Linked DNA regions of Mus musculus: region 2 is linked to region 1. The links are chromatin loops, found by intact Hi-C in ENCODE. Cell type or tissue: heart. All regions are shown on one strand.

Region 1 (4,000 bases):
TCCCTTGTTAACTGGTCCCTCTGCCACTGTGGGAGTCACCTCCGGTAGAAGCAGCTTCCTTCCCCGTGATGGGGATCCGTCCATGGTGACGTGTGTCCTCAGGCTGGCCTTGAGTCACTTACGGAGAGTGAACAATTCTCGGTGTGTTTTTTTTGTAAGGCGAGAGGATTTATGTATTGCTAAGTTTGATGTATTGTTATAAATTATGCTTTGGTTTCAGGCCTGTTTAAAAAAAAAAGTTCAGTGTTTCTTTGAGTTCTGGGAAACATGCTGTAAATAATTTGGTGCTTCTTGGCCAGCAGTTCCTCTCGTAATATAAAGTCGTGTCGGCATCTATATCTTCTTATATCTTAAAAATACCTATTTCCTCTCCTTTCTCACAGCAGGGGTGGGGAGGGGAGAAGAAGCGAATGGCATTTTCTGGGTTCTCCCGGGTCTTGGAGGAATCTGTCTGTGTCCTCCAGGCCTGTCTTTCTGCTCCCGGCTGCCTACCTGACTGAGGTGACCTGCGACCTCAGCATTCAACCCGGTGCACTCCCACGCCCTCTTCCCCTTCAGTGTCCATTCTGAGGACACTTGTTTGTGGCACACTGCTGTGACGAGCCATGAAAGGGAAGTGAGCAACCCTGCGTCAAAGGTGGTGGGCAGCTCTCCCGAGGCTCCCCGTCAGCTTGTCCTCTGGCAAAGTGCTTCTGTCTACGGAGCTGCCTCACCTACCACCTAAGTCCTTACCTTAAAAAAAAAAAAAAAAAAGCAACAAGCTCTAAAGAATTAAAACATATGTTTGAGATCATAACGTAGTTATACCATTTCCCCTTCCATTTGCTCCCATGTCCCCACCTCTTCCTTTTGAGTTCATGGTCTTTTTTTAAAAAACATTTATTTATTTACTTTATGTATGTGAGTACACTGTAGCTGTACAGATGGTTGTGAACCTTCATGTGGTTGTTGGGAATTGAATTTTAGGACCTCTGCTTGTTCCAGTCAACTCTGCTTGCTCAGGCCCAAAGATTTATTTATTATTATACATAAGTACATTCACTGTAGCTGTCTTCAGACACACCAGAAGAGGTCATCAGATCTCATTAGGGGTGGTTGTGAGCCACCATGTGGTTGCTGGGATTTGAACTCAGGACCTTCGGAAGAACAGTCGGTGCTCTTAACCGTTGAGCCATCTCACCAGTCCCCGTTCATGGTCTTTTTAATTATTATATACTCCTAAATACACAAACACAGCCTGCTCTGTCTGTACAATGTTACCCGTACACAACACAGTCAACTTAAAAAGCCCTTAAAAGAGTCTCAATGACTGTTAATGAGTGGCACCTGTTCGACACATCGATGACGACATCTTGAGATAGGGTTTTCTGGAGAGCCACTGAGAAAACTGTGCAGTGCTCTGGCGCCCGATTTAGAATGTTTGTCCTCAGGCCTAACTGTCGATTGCCGAGGCTGCCTCCTGGTTAGGCTGGGAGTTGTTTGGGTGAGCAGTGGCTGGGCCCTGCTCTTCGGCTAGCTCCCAGGTGGGCGCCTCCGCGGATGACTTTTATCGACCAGCAGGTGGCGCTGTTGACAGGCAAATTGGCTCCTGTGAGTACCGAGTTGGAACCCTCCCTGGTTGGATTTGTCGCTAACTGGCTGGTGAGCTGTTGACCTGTCCAGAAGTAGGCAATTGTGTGCCTTAAAGGATATATCTTGTCCATAATCCACGGATAAGTCGATTCTGCTCCTGATTCCCCCACCCCCACCCCCCCGGTTCCCTACTAGTAAGAGCTCTGTCAGGTCCATCCCTGCAGTAACTTTCTTTCTGCATCCAAAGGCCGGGCAGGTCATACAGCTGGTTCTGGGTTAGGACTCAGACCCTTGCTGAAGGATACTGTAGAACACGTTCCCTCTCTCACAGGCTACAGCCGCTGCCCATGGAGGTGGTGACTGAATCGTGCCAGTGGGGAGTCGGAGCAGATGCAGTCCGAGTTGAATGTATGCAGTATGAGCCTTGGTGGTCCATCAGTGAGGGACTTGGGGGACCGTTTGTTAGAGCACCCTAACCTGACCTGCCTGTTCAAGACAGGGTGTGTGAGAGCAGGTGTTGATGAAAGAAAAGAATCCGGGATATCTCAGACAAGGCTGGTTCATCACTGTGAGAGAGGATGGGATCGGGCTAGGGTGGGGGAGGGGCAAACGTCGGATTCAGCTGTGTGGGGGAGTGCAAGGTCAAGGTGATCCCTCTAAAGGCGACTGGAGAACAACCCCAGGCTAAGGGTTGCTGGAGGTTGCCCTTTAAAGACTATCACAGTTTGATGTTGGAGAATGAATTCTATCTATTCAACTCTCACACAACGGGTCTCTTTCCAGGGTACAAGGGAAGCCAAGGCTTTCTGCTGGCAATGCTGGCTATAACAGACCTGGCCACATGGCGCTCAGCTGGCCCCACAGCAGGTGGAACTTCCCTTCTCCTGCTCCAGGGCCCAGCATCTCAGCAGGAGACAGATTGCATCAGCTGTCCCCAGACTGGCAAGAGGTAAAACTGGATCCTTCCTCCTAGATTTGCAGAGTGGTCCAGGCTCAGTAGAAAGGGTTCTTTGGAAGCCTGTTAGATGGGTCAGCCAGGGGAAGTCTCTCTCCTTGGGGGAACCTCAGGAAGGGGGCAGCCATGCAGGCTAACACACGGTTCTCAGAGCCTTGCAGGTAGAACCCAGAACAGGAGCGCCAAGGACGGGCGATAGAGGCAAACTTAGCTTTCTTTGCAGAACATAGGAGCCTGGCAAAAGCGTCAATTTCTCTCTCACAGCGTCATTTCTCTCTCTCTCTCTTTCTGTTTTTTTGAGACAGGGTTTCTCTGTGTAGCCCTGGCTGTCCTGGAACTCACTCTGTAGACCAGGCTGGCCTGGAGAACTCAGAAATCCACCTGCCTCTGCCTCCTGAGCGCTGGCCATTTACATTTCAGTTCACTGAAATTAATTATAATGAAAATTTAAATACAATGGAAAAAAAATCAGTCCCTCAGTTGCATGAACCACATTTTCAAAGTTCAGTGGCTCTGTGTGGCCGATGGTCACCTGGCGGGGTATGGGGGACAGCACACAGAGTGTCACCACCATCATTGTAGGTTTTGTTCCAAAATCTGAGGCAGGGATGCTTTCAAGTAAAGTTGCGGGGGTGGGAGGAGGGTCTTTCCCAGCCTGACCTTTAGGGGCCTGGTGCATGTCCCCTTGTCCCAGCAAGGAAGTTCAGGATCACCATTATACTGTAGCTGCGCTGCCTTTTGAGTCTCTCTCAATCTGGAACATTCCTCAGACTCTCTTTGACCCTCCCCTCCCCACGCCCCACCCCCCACCCTCATGACCTGGACTAGACACTGTTTTGGCTTTTGAGTCAGCGTCCTGTGTGTTCCAGGCTGGCCTTGGCCTTGAGCCCAGTGTAGCTGAGGATGCCCTGACCCTCCCGCCTCCATCTGAGTCCTGGGGTTACAGGCATGTGCCACTGTACCATTTGACCTGGACGGTTCTGAAGAGAACAGGCAGTCACTTCATGGGCCACCCCGTGTGTGTGTGTGCGTGTGTGTGTGTGTGTGTGTGTGTTGTTGTTGTTGTTGTTTCTGTGTGATTAGGTCCAGGCTGTGCATTTTTTATGGGAATGGCAGGAGAGAGAGGTCTTGTCCTCTTGAAACTTTTATTCTCTATGAAAGGGAAGTGCTTTTAAAGATTTATGAGTATGTGTGCATGCCTGCACGCACGTGTGTGTGTGTGTGTGTGTGTGTGTGTGTGTGTGTGGTGTACTGTATGCATGCAGTACCCACAGTGGCCAGCAGAGGCCGGATCTATTCCATACTCTCCCTTCCCTGCTCTTCCTCTCCTTTTGTTTCTTCCCCTCTCACAGCTGACTTTCTATTTTTATGTTCTTTGCACTTGCACACAAACATATGCATATATACACAAACATATGCATACACACATACACACAAAGCACACACATGTACTCATATATATATATATACATA
Region 2 (4,000 bases), 160 kb after region 1:
ACTCTACCACAGAGCTACATTCCCAGAACCCTCCCAAACTCTTAAACTTGTTTTGAGGCTGGTTCTCACTATGTAGCCCAGGCTGTCCTTCACTTGGAAGCATCCACCACCAGCCTTCCCAGTAGCAGGAACGCCAGGCCTGTGCCACCAGGCCTAGCTCTCCTCCTGCCTATTTCAGGGGTCACCATGAAGATGACGTGAGCTAGCCCAAACCATGAGCTCAGAAAGGGACAAGGGCTTCACGCTCTTATGGTCTTGGCTAGTACCTTGCCCTAGGTAGTGCAGACAATCTTGTCTCAGAAAGAGACAGGCCAAGATCAGGTCCAGACTCAGTGGGCCAGAGGAGAGCAGGGACATTGGAAGGTTGAGGGAATGTAATGGTTTCTGAGGAGGGAGGCAAAGCCTACTGTGTGGCCTTGGAGTGATGGACTTCACAGAAGGCACAGGGCAGATACTGAGGGCGAGACTGTCAGGGACCCTCAGGCTGGGCAGTGGAGGGCCAAACAGCAGAGGGGCGAGGCGGACTCACGTACACCTTCGGGCAGACTCCTGAGCCAGCTGCAGCCGGTAGACTGAGAGACGGTTGATGCCGCCACACACACTGCCCCGCTCTCCTTTGCATTCCATGTCACAGTCTGATTCGCTCACGTTGGCTGCCTGGATTTTGTGGCCACAGTAGCACTCTGCGCCGAACTCCAGCCCAGCATACAGATAACCCCTGGGGGGCGGGGGGAAGCTGCTGTCAGGCAGGGCAACAGCACCAGGGAGACCCCAGGGGACAGGAGACTCCAGGAGGCATGGAGACCAAGGATTGAGAGCAATGGAGACTTCAGAATGGGGACAAAGGGTGGAGGGTAGGGATAGAGGAAGAATAGGGGTCATACCTACTCCATAAGGCAGGTCGCCCGGCTGGGGGTCACAGAGGGTGGGGAGTCAGAGACCCCTGGGGACATGGAGAGCATGCTGGGGACACCCAACAGTCCTCATCATTGCCTGATGTGTTATATCCTTCATGTCCATATCGACACTCACATTCACACATAACACATGCACATACACTCATACATTTGTAGATATGCATTCATACTCTCATATACAGACATTCACACATATACTGTTACATACTCACACATTCAGATACTCATACATACACACATATACCCATACAGCTATTTGCATGCACACACACACAAACACACACATACACACAGCTATGCACATACACACACACCCATACAGCTATGCACACATATACACCCATACAGCTATGCGCGCGCACACATACAGCTATGCACACACACACACACACACACAGAGCTATGCACATACACACACCCATACAGCTACACACATGCACCTAGAGCCACACACATTTACACACATACTCATACATTCACACTCATATACACACATACACACATATACATATTTACTCATACAATTCATTCATATACACACACCTTCACACATACATACACACACACCCATACAGCTACATGCATACACAGCCATACACACACACACACACACACACACACACACACACCAGATCCTGAGCACACACCCACACAACCACCATCCTGCCCCCCCCCACCCCCCTTCACCTCTGAAGAACCCAACCTTCACCTTCCAGGAACCTATTACCTCATTGCCAGGTCCCTTGGGAAGCACTGGAGAAGGGGGAGGAGCCAAGGCACTTGGGTCCCTTTGGCAGGCTACAAAACCAATCTCACACACCCAGCCAAGAAGAAAATTTCTTCCTCCAAACAAAGCAAAACAAAATTCCAGAGGCTTTAAGGACGAGCTATTTTTTTCCTAGCTGTGGAATCTTTTCCTAAAAAGGTCACTCGGTGGACACCGGTCTAAACACACGGAAGGAGGCTCTGGCTGAGAATTTGGGAGATGGGGAGCCCTGCCAGCCTCCTGCTCACCGTGCTCCCAGAGCCATGAGGGCTCCTCAGAGAGCAGCCTGCCAGAACATCCCTTGACAGAGGAAATGCTGGTGGCAACTGCTGTCTCCTGGATCCTGATGTGGTGCTGGGTGGATGGGAGAGCCACCCAGATTTATGGCTGCACATGCCCTAGTGACTTGGTGACATTAGTTCTGCCCTATCCACCTGTTCCTCCCAGAAGATGAAGCAAGAGCAGCTGACGTGACTGAGCATTTTGGAACCTCATTTGCAGGACCTGCTCCATGTCCCTGTCCCCAGACATCCCTTGGGACCCTCTCCTACAACAAAACCCACTGACAGAAGCGGTGTTTCTCAAGGAAAGCTTGCTATCAGTTCTGAAACTGGAGACAGCCTGTACCTCAGAGCCAGAAGGGGTGAAGGGTGAGGAGGAGGAACATTGTTCTAGAGAGAGCTTAGTAGCTTCCAGTCAGGGAAGGGACTTTTATGCCAGCTGACATCTCCTGGCTTGGGAGAGCTGGGAGCCCACAGGGTGTTTGTAACTGTGTTCTTTAAGAGGTGGAGTTTAAAACCAGGCACGATGACACAGGCCTGCAATTCCAGCAACTCTAGAGCTCGAGGCAAGAGGATGCCAAGACTTGTGATCACATAAACACCACATCTCAGAGACAGTCAGTTGTCCAGACTAAGCTCACCCATGTAACCAGCTAACCACACACATCATACCTTACAAGCCTGCTCCTCGGCACACTTCATACAGTTGTACGGTCATACTCCCATTGCATGCATCTTTTGTGCACACACACATGTATGTGCACATACATGTAGACACACATGTACACAAACACATATATACATTTATATATGTGTGTACACACAAGCTTATGTACACACAAATGCATGTGCACGTATATGCAGATACATGTATACAAACATATATACACACATGCATGTGCACACATATGCAGACACACATACACACATGTATATACACACTTGTATGTGTGTACATGCATGCTTATGTCCACATACATACTAGTGTACACATATGCAGACACACATGCTTACATGTACACATGTGCATACACACTAGTCAATCATTCTTGCAATCTTTTCTTTCTACATTCCCCCATTGACCCTCTGACAAGCCAAGGCGAACAACACTATTGAAGGAACACCTGGTAGAAACGGTTGGAAGGGACATGTCTGGGGATATGGTGGCAGCATTGGGGCACGGGGCACTACCGTTCAGCACAGTTGTCCTGGCAACGGAAGACTGTCATCTTTTTGTAGTCGAAAAAGGACACACCTCGCAGGGCCCGGCTCTGGGTGTCGTCCAGGTAGCAGCCGATGTACTTGGCTGTGGGGAAAGAGGAAGAGTCAGGTATACTTGAGGATGAAGCCAGAGAGCTGCAGGAGGCGGCCCAGGTGTCTCTCCCTGTCTGTGTGGCTTTGCCAAGTGTGTAGCACCTGATATTCAAGAGATGGAAACTTCTGGGTCTTGGCCAATATGGGCAGTAGGAACTAGTGGGGTGAGACTACAGACAGTAGGGCACAGGAGGGGTTCCTTTCCCTGGAGCACAGCCACATTCATGGTCTCCTGGTGACACTGAACACTGGGGCCACACCTGTGGCCCAGAAGGAGCTCTACTTCACCCAGGATAAGGCATGTTTTAGTGACTGTGGAAGGTCTGGAACCTTTCACTCCTTTAAGGCCTGCCTCAAGGGTCTCACTGCACCTGGATAGTTCAAGGTTCCAGCCTCACTTCCCACGGTCACGCCCCAGCTCTGGTCTACGGGGCTTAGATGGGTTGGCTTCCCTCATGTTTTCCTTACAGTGTAAATGAAGCCACCAATCAATGGCCAGAGTGGAATGTCTCACAAATGCTCTATTATACTGTCCTGTGTGTGCGAGGTACAGGGGTCTGAATGGCAGAATAAGACACTGGCCATTCATGGAGCTGGGCTAAACACTTTTCAGTTTGTCTCTCTAGGGGACTCTGGGGGATGCTTCCATTCAAGAAGCACTTCAAACGACATCTAAGAACCATGCAGTTGCCAGGCAGTGGTGGTGCACGCCTTTAATCCCA

What was found. Hi-C counts contacts between places; a loop is a spot of excess contacts. Peaks named below come from ENCODE experiments on the same cell type or tissue, not always from the same donor. Only the 100,000 strongest peaks of a DNase experiment are listed, where the experiment ranks them.
Region 2: a loop joins it to region 1, with 2.3 times the contacts of the local background. A loop is called at or near these places in 1 of 42 quality-filtered maps.

The regions. Positions count from the first base shown.
Region 1 is chr5:113,722,221-113,726,220 of GRCm38, reverse strand. It overlaps 1700069L16Rik (RIKEN cDNA 1700069L16 gene), which reads left to right and starts at 1,449. Exons shown (of 3, transcript NR_033216.1): 1 at 1,449-1,590; 2 at 2,356-2,521. In heart, CTCF peaks have their summits at 1,349, 1,549 (motif pointing right) and 3,799 (motif pointing right); a DNase peak (open chromatin) is centred at 1,570; H3K27me3 peaks cover 260 bases.
Region 2 is chr5:113,557,619-113,561,618 of GRCm38, reverse strand. It overlaps Wscd2 (WSC domain containing 2), which reads right to left. Exons shown (of 9, transcript NM_177292.3): 3 at 3,156-3,270; 4 at 534-718. Among named protein-coding and RNA genes, the nearest start is that of Gm52822, 15 kb to the right of the region's middle. In heart, no CTCF peak of the experiment used is centred here; a DNase peak (open chromatin) is centred at 1,869.